3 separate regions of the Homo sapiens genome follow, and all the other regions are linked to region 3. Evidence: chromatin contacts called from ENCODE Hi-C or POLR2A ChIA-PET data. All regions are on one chromosome and are shown on one strand. The core of a region is the stretch at or near the end of the contact, and the rest is flanking DNA. Distances in the headings are between cores, read along the strand shown. Region 1 overlaps MECOM (MDS1 and EVI1 complex locus). Region 2 overlaps MECOM (MDS1 and EVI1 complex locus). Region 3 overlaps MECOM (MDS1 and EVI1 complex locus).

What was found. A loop is a pair of places that touch in the nucleus more often than their neighbours do. ChIA-PET counts read pairs that join two places held with the same protein, here RNA polymerase II (POLR2A). Pooled maps may share reads with other maps.
Region 1: a loop to region 3 is called in a map of PC-3, with 5 times the contacts of the local background. The contact joins two enhancer-like sites. A Hi-C loop is called at or near these places in 3 of 168 maps with a recorded cell type or tissue (Caco-2, IMR-90 and PC-3) and 4 of 50 pooled maps.
Region 2: a loop to region 3 is called in a map of endothelial cell of umbilical vein, with 10 times the contacts of the local background. The contact joins two enhancer-like sites. A Hi-C loop is called at or near these places in 3 of 168 maps with a recorded cell type or tissue (Calu3, PC-3 and endothelial cell of umbilical vein) and 4 of 50 pooled maps. POLR2A ChIA-PET finds 5 or more read pairs at or near these places in 1 of 52 experiments (Panc1).

The regions. Positions count from the first base shown.
Region 1 is chr3:169,573,644-169,576,716 of GRCh38, reverse strand. All of the region lies in intron 1 of MECOM (MDS1 and EVI1 complex locus), which reads left to right. Among named protein-coding and RNA genes, the nearest start is that of MECOM, 89 kb to the left of the region's middle. Within about 2 kb of position 1,297, at least 3 of the 41 ENCODE cell types and tissues checked have a DNase peak (open chromatin) inside an H3K27ac peak, as active enhancers do.
Region 2 is chr3:169,496,093-169,498,990 of GRCh38, reverse strand. The region is part of intron 1 of MECOM (MDS1 and EVI1 complex locus); the gene reads left to right. Among named protein-coding and RNA genes, the nearest start is that of MECOM-AS1, 50 kb to the right of the region's middle. Within about 2 kb of position 1,255, at least 3 of the 41 ENCODE cell types and tissues checked have a DNase peak (open chromatin) inside an H3K27ac peak, as active enhancers do; they include endothelial cell of umbilical vein, where a contact is called at or near this core.
Region 3 is chr3:169,216,897-169,220,143 of GRCh38, reverse strand. All of the region lies in intron 2 of MECOM (MDS1 and EVI1 complex locus), which reads left to right. Among named protein-coding and RNA genes, the nearest start is that of LINC01997, 220 kb to the right of the region's middle. Within about 2 kb of position 1,608, at least 2 of the 41 ENCODE cell types and tissues checked have a DNase peak (open chromatin) inside an H3K27ac peak, as active enhancers do; they include endothelial cell of umbilical vein, where a contact is called at or near this core.

The DNA.
Region 1 (3,073 bases), core at 48-2,547, 360 kb before region 3:
CCAAGTTTCAACCCCACTCTCATACAGAGAAATACATTTTAAATGACTACCATAGTGCTTGGTACAGAGTATATGCTATTATGATTGAGAATGAGGTAGAGTGCTGAAGTTTAACTAGATAAATTAAGTAATTAGTGGCTTACCATTAGAGAATTCATTGTTGCAGAATGTTGGGAAGGTTGAGGAAGGCCATGTTTAATTGTAAGGTATGCATAACCTTCCTTACGCTGGCTGAATAAAAATTCCAATACCTTTTTTGATGTGCCACACTGTTCCAAGGCTTCTCTGGGACTTGGGGTGCATTTCATCTTGAACTATGAATTGCAGAGATTTTTATCGTCTTCTGTCACATACACAGCATCCTTTTATTGTGGTTTTTGATGCGTTAAATATGTTTTTATGGCCCCCTATGTCTATTGTGCCTAGCATACTGTTGGTACTTAATAAACGTTAAATAATAATAATATATGTGCATATGAGATGTGTGGAAAGGAATGACATACTGTTTTAAGGATCTGAGATTGTTCTTCTGGTGCCTGGGGAAAACATACAGATGAGCATGTTACTGGGAATAGATTAGAAGGAACCATCAATAGCAATGTCATCTCCCTAAAATATGATGTGGCTCTGTCAGCACAAATCATAAACTCCATCTCCTACCCTGCATCACTGTAGAAATCTAATGTGGAAAGTTGAATTCCTAGATTAATAGAAATGGGTATACAGGCACCTTAGAATTTTGCGAATTAACAAATGATGCTGTCTTTCTTGTGTATCAGTGAATTTGTACGGTTTACAGGGAAATGCTAGGCTGAGCTTTGGGTTTTTTGTTTTGTTTTTTTTTTAACTCTTAAGGGAACCTGTCCAGAGAGGTTTTGAGGGTGTTCTGCTTTATTTCCTTGGATGAAGAGGAGGGGCTCCAGATACTGTCTTTTCAGGGACTGTTTCCCCCCTTAACTGATATCTTTGTCAGTAAGGAGACACCTGCATCCGTGCAGTTCCACCAGTTGAACGACACACCACTTCACTAGTTCTCTTCCTTTCCCAGCTGGATGCAGCCCAGAATATCAGTTCTCTGCCTTGTGCCAAAAGCCTTCTAAGTCCAGTGTGGAGGTGTTTGTGTAAGATAAAAGCAGGACAAGGCGGCATCCCCGGACGGCTCATCTGTTTACATGTGTCATTTGGCTCAGCCCTGATTAGCTCATTAGCAAAGAAGGCAGGAAAACGAGCAACCCAGATTTGGTGATTCATCAGGTCTGTTCCTCTCTGGGGAGACAGTGCTGGCATTCTCTGCCAGTCTTCGGAGTGCCTGGTCTTTTTCAGTCCCCCAGGGTAGAGTTTGTTAAATGTATTTCTACCCCCGCAGGGCACACCTTCCCCTGCTGGAAAGACAGATGGCTTAGATTGAGAAAGGGAGTCACTGCTTTTAGTTGCTCCTTTTAAAAATCATTTTCTTTTCTGCATGCAGAAAACTTATTTTGATGGAGCCAATATTTAAGGCGAAGCTTTCTTATGGGCTGTGAAACTGAGGGTCTTTAATGCTTTTTATGTTTGAAGGTTCTATTCGAGAGGTTTTTGTGAGGACATAAATTACGGGTAGCAACAGGTATATTTTTCCCTTAGTACAAAGGCCAAGTGTAAGTTTTTTACTAGTTAAGAAGGGTCTGTTCTTTTCTTTTTGACCTTGATTTTTTAGCGATATTCTGCTTTGCCCCTGCTTCGGTTGTATTATTCCCTGACCCATCCAATTACCATTTCTATCAGCGCTTCGGAAAGATTATGCTTTTTGGGTGTTCTGTAGATGTCTTTCCAGTGGCTTCACTTGATGAATGTGACAAGTTTTGTGTTTTCTCCCTCCCCTCATTGAATTGAAAAGTTTTTTTTTTTTTTATAAATACAGGCCAATAAGTGCCCAAAGGCAGTGTTTCAATGGCTGCTAAGTCTTTCAAGGTTAGGACTTAACCTCCGTTCTCCCTAATTCAACTCCAACCTTCAGTCTGAAGCCAATCAAGAATATCAGATGATACTTAAACAATGAAGGATTTCTGATATTCAGGTACTGCCTCTGTTCAATAGGATTGCAAATTCTTTGTGTGAAGAAAGTCGGTTTTGCTCTAAAGTACCGTCACAAAAAGTGAAATTACCATTTGCTTGGAATGATGCCATTCATCATTGTCAGAATACTAAGCATTGTAAGTAGCTAGGCCTCTCCAAATTAATGCCTTGTTTTGCATCGGCTAAATTTCCCAAATCCTTGAGGATGGGTCATACAAAACTCATCTCACCATTTTAATTTATCAATCCAATATGAGTTCTGTGAAAGGGAGCTTCCTTCACTCTTAGCTCTTTTATTTACAGTCTAATTCTAAAAGAAAAGGAAATAAGATATGAAAATAAGTTGGAAAATAAGATAAATCTCTCGGTGAAATCACCAGATCTCAGTCCTGTAGCAAAACCTCCATAATTCATCTGTAGGTCAGCTCAAGGGATTAGCCATGACGTATTTGGAAATTCATTTATTTTTATTTTATTTTGCTGTTTCTTATGCATAAGGGTAATGCTGTCCCCAAGGCTTTTCAGGTAGCCCTCAAATCTTGACAACATTTGCTGTCTCTGAGGCCTAAGCCAAAATTAATTTTCAAATAAACAGCATAAAAATGTATGGAGTTGTATAAATTTGAATACAAAATGCATTTGTTTTGTTTGCTTACATACATACATACATACTGTCTGTTCAGCCAAAAACCATAATATCACATTGAAATTAATGGCCATATGCACATCATGAAAGTCAAAAAAGTTTTTCTTGAGTTAAAAAAATGCAGAACATGCAGCATTTTATTTCATTTCCAACTCAACGTGGTCTTTAACATATCTTCATAGGATGTGTTTTAATTGTTTATTTTTCCTAGAAGGAAATTTAAAAATCTTCCATAGGAAAAACTGGTACCTAGGAAATTGTATGGTTTTTATTAGTTCAAAAGATTCTGTTGCCTTGGGAGATATGAAGATATTTTCTTCTTGAAAGTTAAAAAAAAGGTAAACCAAATTATGCCGCTTGATTTCCTTCCTC
Region 2 (2,898 bases), core at 6-2,505, 280 kb before region 3:
CTTCAGCTGTGTGCAGTTTATTCTTTAGACCATGTGTTGAATTTTTTACTTCACGCTTTTCCATCTAAAAATTTCCAATTGGTTTTTTTCATAAGTATTGTTTTTTCTATAGCCCTACTTTTGTTTCACTGATGCTAATGCTCCTTTTCCTCTTAGAGAATTGTAAACATCATTATTTAAAGTCCATTTCAGATTGCTTAGTTATTTCTATTTCTTTGTATAGGTTTCCCTTCTATTGGGCTTATCAATTACCTTTACAGTGCTGATTTTCTTGTGTAAATTTATTTTTTAAGAGCCTATCTTGCATGGGAATTTTCTTGAATTCATTCTTCCCTGTATGGTAATTCAGCAGTTGCCTCAACTCCACCAGGTCTTGTGATAGTGTGGATAGAACAGCCTTCTGTTCAGAGGCTGGCAGTGAAGTTTTAACTCTGGCTTTATGCAGTGTACTTGGGTCATGTGTGGGGCAGGCTCAGGCCCTTTTCTGTATAAACACTGAAACCCAAAACCTACTGTTCATCTTTGGGCATAAACCGAGCATCCTTTAGTATTGTAGGTTTCCTTTTCTTTTATGGTCCATGAAAACTTTCTTGCTTTTGGACAGAGTTTCACTTTCATATATTTTAAAAATCATTATCCATTATTTCTCGCTTTTGAACAGGGGGCAATTTTGGCATGTACTTACACTGCCATTTTGGTCTGTTATTTTCGTGGGATTTAAAAATAAGTTTTATTTTCAATAAATATTTTTCACACAGGTAAACATGTTTTTACTAAATCTTCTTTATTAATTTAAGATATAATATTTCAAATTACACTTAACTGATATGGAAGAAATAATTGTGAACATTGGTACAAATTATGTATTTTGTCATCTTGTACTTCAAAGCTCCTTGGATTAAACATTAATGAAGAAGAATCAATAGAGAGAACAGAAATAAAGCGCATATTCAGTTGAAGTCTGAAGGAGTTTTTAAGACTCTAGAGAAGAGAAGGTGTAAAATACTAACTTTTGTTTTTTCAGCTGATTTATCAATGTGATTCACACATTTCTGAGGCCACAAACAGGATATATGGCATATGTTGGCCTAAGAAACAAAACAAAACAAAACTCTTCTTTTGTACTTTATTCGATAAATAGCTAAAGCCTACATATGGAATTTTTGTACTGATTCACTCAACAAACACATTGACTTTATATGAGTTGAACTTTATTTAGACATAATGAGAAGCCATTGGAATGTCTGAAATGTGAGGAGACATAATCAGAATTATGCTTTAGGATGTTTGTTTTGGCAAAGGTATGCAGGATGAATTACAAGAGAGAAAAACTGGCCGGGAGCTGTGTCTCATGCCTGTAATCCCAGCATTTTGGGATGCCGAGGCGGGTGGATCACCTGAGGTCAGGAGTTTGAGACCAGCCTGGCCAACATGGTAAAACTCCATCTCTACTAAAAATACCAGTAAAAGAAAAAAAATTAGCCGGGCCTGGTGGCAGGCACCTGTAATTCCAGCTACTTGGGAGGCTGAGGCGGGAGAATCACTTGAACCCAGGAGGCAGAGGTTGCAGTGAGCTGAGATCACACTACTGCACTCCAGCCTGGGCAACAGAGTAAGACTCCATCTCAAAAGAAAAAAAAAAGAAAAAGAAAAAGAGAAAAATTGAAGAATTAGAGAGCTAGTTAGTGGGCTATTGCAAAAGAAGCATTGGGAGTAAATGATAAGGACCTGAAGTAGGTTGTGGCAATAGGGATAGAAAGAACAATATAATAAGGTAAGAATAAGCAGGACTTGGTTGCTGATAGTAAGTGGGAAGCAAGGAGTCAAGAGAAGTCAAATATGAACTGTGGCATGGGGAGAATAATATTGCCATTAAAGAAATTACTAAATCAGACTGCTAGGATTAAGGAACTAAAGAGTCTGCTCATTTTAATGTGTTATGAATTTATAAACTCTTTTTCAGAAGGAATGGTAGCAATAAAGAGGGAAGAAATAGGGTAATAGTTTGAATGGATAGAAGGCTAAAATCTTTCTTAAAGTTTATGCATGCTTGGCTGTGTTTACTGAATATAATCTATTTTATGGGGGTCCCAAAGAAAATTTTTCTGTAGCCATCACAGCTACCTGTAAACATTTATTGTTCATTACCATATGTTTAGAAAATAGAATCAAGAAAGAGCCATTATTTTCTTTTTGATTTTCACATGATTTGGATTTTCCACTGAAGTTCAAGCAAAAGTCAACTTGGGATCTTGGGAATGAACTAAGACGTGGAAATGCTTAGGTCCAACCATGCTCTGAGGAAGGCTTTATGATGGAGATGGAATCAGATACTGAACGAAAGAATTTGAAGTCATTGCAGGGTTATCTCCAGCCAGAGGGGAAATGGCCAGTCAGGAAGAACAACTGGCACAAGGAGCCAGAGCAGTGGCTTGCCGATAACCCTTGGGAAGAGCAACCCTCTCTTTAAGGAAGTCACAGAATTAGCTTCCTGAAAAAACACATTAGTTTGACGATTCACTTGATCTCAAATGAGGTATGGATCATGGTGATTCTTAAAAAAAATGAGGCAGTTTTAGAAAACTTGAGGAAATCCCTCTTTTAGGTTACAAACACCACAAGGGTTTTAAAACAAAAGCTCTTAGCTAAGGGATAATAATTTCCATATGCACGTTTGGTTCTAACATGAGAATATGTTTCCAAAGACGGGTGTATTGTCTGTCTTCAAGGGAATCTTTAAGGCTTATAGAGGCAACTGGCTAGCCACTGAATTCCAGTGAACTCCTGATAGACTCTGCCCATCCCTAATATGTTTTCAATGGTGAGAAATTCTGCCACTGGCCACTGCAGAATTTTCTTTGCTTCCAATTTCCCCATAACAACAGGGCTTTTTCTTGT
Region 3 (3,247 bases), core at 359-2,858:
TATTACCCAGACTCATCTTGAACTCCTAAACTCAAGTGATCCACCTGCCTCAGCTTTCTTAAGTGTTGGGATTGCAGGCATGAGCCACCGTGCCCAGTCTTATTTTCTAACTATATAGTTAGAAAATGTATATTTATTTACTTATATTTATATTTGTTAAAATGTATATAATTGGAATATATTATATATTAGAATTATACATATTAGAATAATATATATATTAGATCCTTTAAAAAAACTTAATGAGATGGTTCCTAGGTTAGGAGGTAAACTTATAGTTAACTGTATTCTTGATAAAAAATTAGGATGATTTTATATATATATACACATGCTATTATTATATATAGCAAACTAATGTATATAATATATATATACCATTATATATATACACACACCTATATATGTAATTTAAATTTATGATGACAGTGGATTTGGGCATGCAAGTGTGACAGACTTTCTCTCACTCCTTCTACACCACACACCCACCCCTACATATGTAGCTACATGTGTGTGCTCAAATATATAGTGGTGTATATATAGCATCCTGATTTTTTGCCAAGAAGAAAGTTAGCTATAAGTTTACCTTCTAACCTAGGAATGATCTCATTAAGTTTTTGTTTTGTTCTGTTTTGTTTTTAAGACGGAGTCTCGCTCTGTCGCCCAGGCTGGAGTGCAGTGGCGCCATCTTGGCTCACTGCAAGCTCCGCCTCCCAGGTTCAGGCCATTCTCCTACCTCAGCCTCCCGAGTACCTGGGACTACAGGCGCCCACCACCACGCCTGGCTAATTTTTTTGTATTTTTAGTGGATACGCGGTTTCACCATGTTAGCCAGGATGGTCTGGATCTCCTGACCTCGTGATCCACCCTCCTCGGCCTCCCGAAGTGCTGGGATTACAGGCGTGAGCCACCGCGCCTGGCCTATTAAATTTTTTTTTAAAGGACCTAATATAGATTGATATTCAAGTTGAGCCAGAGCTATAAAAAGCTAAGTACCTCTGTCTATGAAATTATTTTCAACTAATTCCTTTGATTCTGTGATACTTCGATGTTTGCTGTTATAGCGAGATGAGGATAATGTGCTGAATTTTATAGTTGTTGCAAAAAGCCCACAGCAGCAACACTGGGGCCCCACAGACACACATCCAAGATCATGACATAGCTCAGGAGACAGCACACACACACACACGCAGCTATATACGTAGGGGTAGGTGTGTGGTGTAGAAGGAGGGGGAGAAAGAGAAAGTTCTCTGTCACATTTGCACGCCCAAATCCACTGTCATCACAAATTTAAATTGGATACGGTGCAACATTGTCTGTCAAAATAAAACTGTAAGAGTAAGTAAAGAGAGAACTTTTTAATTCCCTGAATGATTTTGGGCAAGCAGTAGTAGGCTTTTTGATGCCTAATACAGAATGATTAAGAAATAAAAGTTAACACTGATATGGACTGCATTCTGTAGTATGTGAACACAAAAAGGATACTTTCCTAATTGGATACAGTATTCAAAATTCCACAAGTTCTGAAGTCACTGTGTGAGACCACAGGTTACAGGCTTTTCTGAGAGACACTCTGCCTCCCCCTGCCTCACCCTGGATGCATAGCACTCCTTGATTTGTAAAATACTCATTCCAGTCAAAAGGGAAGTGTCCTTTTGTGATCCCTGGCATCACTTCCTGTTTTTCCTTGTAAACTTCCCACCCAAGCTGTGGCATTATTGGGATCATTGCCCGAAGTAACTTTCCATTACATTGACAAGTCAAGTGCATACATCTGATTTGAGTGTCATCCTTCCTCCAGATTTCAAAAATTCTACTGCAAATTAAACAACCCAGCTCTTGTGATCCCTGTTGAAAGTTTTATCTTCTTAAAGATCATTCTGAAAAATGAAATTTTTTCATGTCACACAATTTTGATTAATGGATCCTTTTTTTTTCCTGTAACTTTTCAGAATTTGTAGACTTCTTAAACCTAATTTATTTTAAAAGCACACAGTAAGATGTCTCTTCCCATTAAAATAAAAATATATTTCTCTTCTGGATTATCAACCTATAAGCTATATTGCTAAACTTTTAGCTTTACATGATTTATAGTAGTCAAATGATTACTGCCCTAAGCATTAATTTCACTATAGAGCTATTAAAATATTTAATTAGAGTCACTGATAATTTAGGATGTATAATAAAATTGTTGTCAAGGCCATGTTGTAAATTCTGATTATGTTTGTAGATGAGTGAGAAAAACTACCCTATGCTGAAATTTTTATAAATTTTGAAATTATGGGGATTATATATATATATATTACATATATATTTTATTTTGTAAAATAAAATATGTAAAATAAATATATATATAGTTTTTTGAGATGGAGTCTCGCTCTGTTGCCCAGGTTGGAGTGCAGTGGTGTGATCTCAGCTCACTGCAATCTCCACCTCCTGGGTTCAAGTGATTCTGCTGCCTCAGCCTCCCAAGTATCTGGGATTACAGGTACGTGCCACAGTGCCCAGCTAATGTTTGTATTTTTAGTGGCGACGGGGTTTTGCCATGTTAGCCAGGCTGGTCTCAAACTCCTGACCTCAGTGATCTGCCCGCCTTGGCCTCCCAAAGTTCTGGGATTACAGGTGTGAGCCACCGTGCTCGGCCTATTTATTTATTTTTAAACATTTCATGTATATAGTAGTGAGGTTATGTTAATTGTGCATAATTTACGAAAATGCTAAATATTTTGCTTTTTAAAAATCTTTCTGAACTTGAGCAGTGTTATCTTTAAGTACAATGTTCTAGTTTATTACAAACCCAAAATGTAATCCTATATCAGAATCTTTCCTTTGTGTTATATATTTTATTGTCTCCACAAAAATGTTTTATTAAAAAAAAAAGACTCCAAGAGTCTAGCTATAGTTCATGTATGCAGGCAAGAGGTGGGAATTCTCTGTGAATGTCAAATAGAAGTTAATACAAACCCATGTAGTCATGTTTACTCAGGTGCCAAAATCCAGATCATTCTGTTATGAGTTCATCTTCTAAATATATGGCTCTGGCTATCTGCGGATCATCCACCCTCCTGTTACCTACTTGTGCAAGGAAGTCAAAATGAACCCACAGAGATGGGGTATCTGTCGGTTGTTCTCTATGGTATCATACCTGTTTATTTGTGTGGCTAGTAGAGACTAAACTTCCTCAGTAGATTTTTATGACTTAAATTATAGGGTAATATATTTATTCTGTTTTAAGTAACTCCGTGTAAAT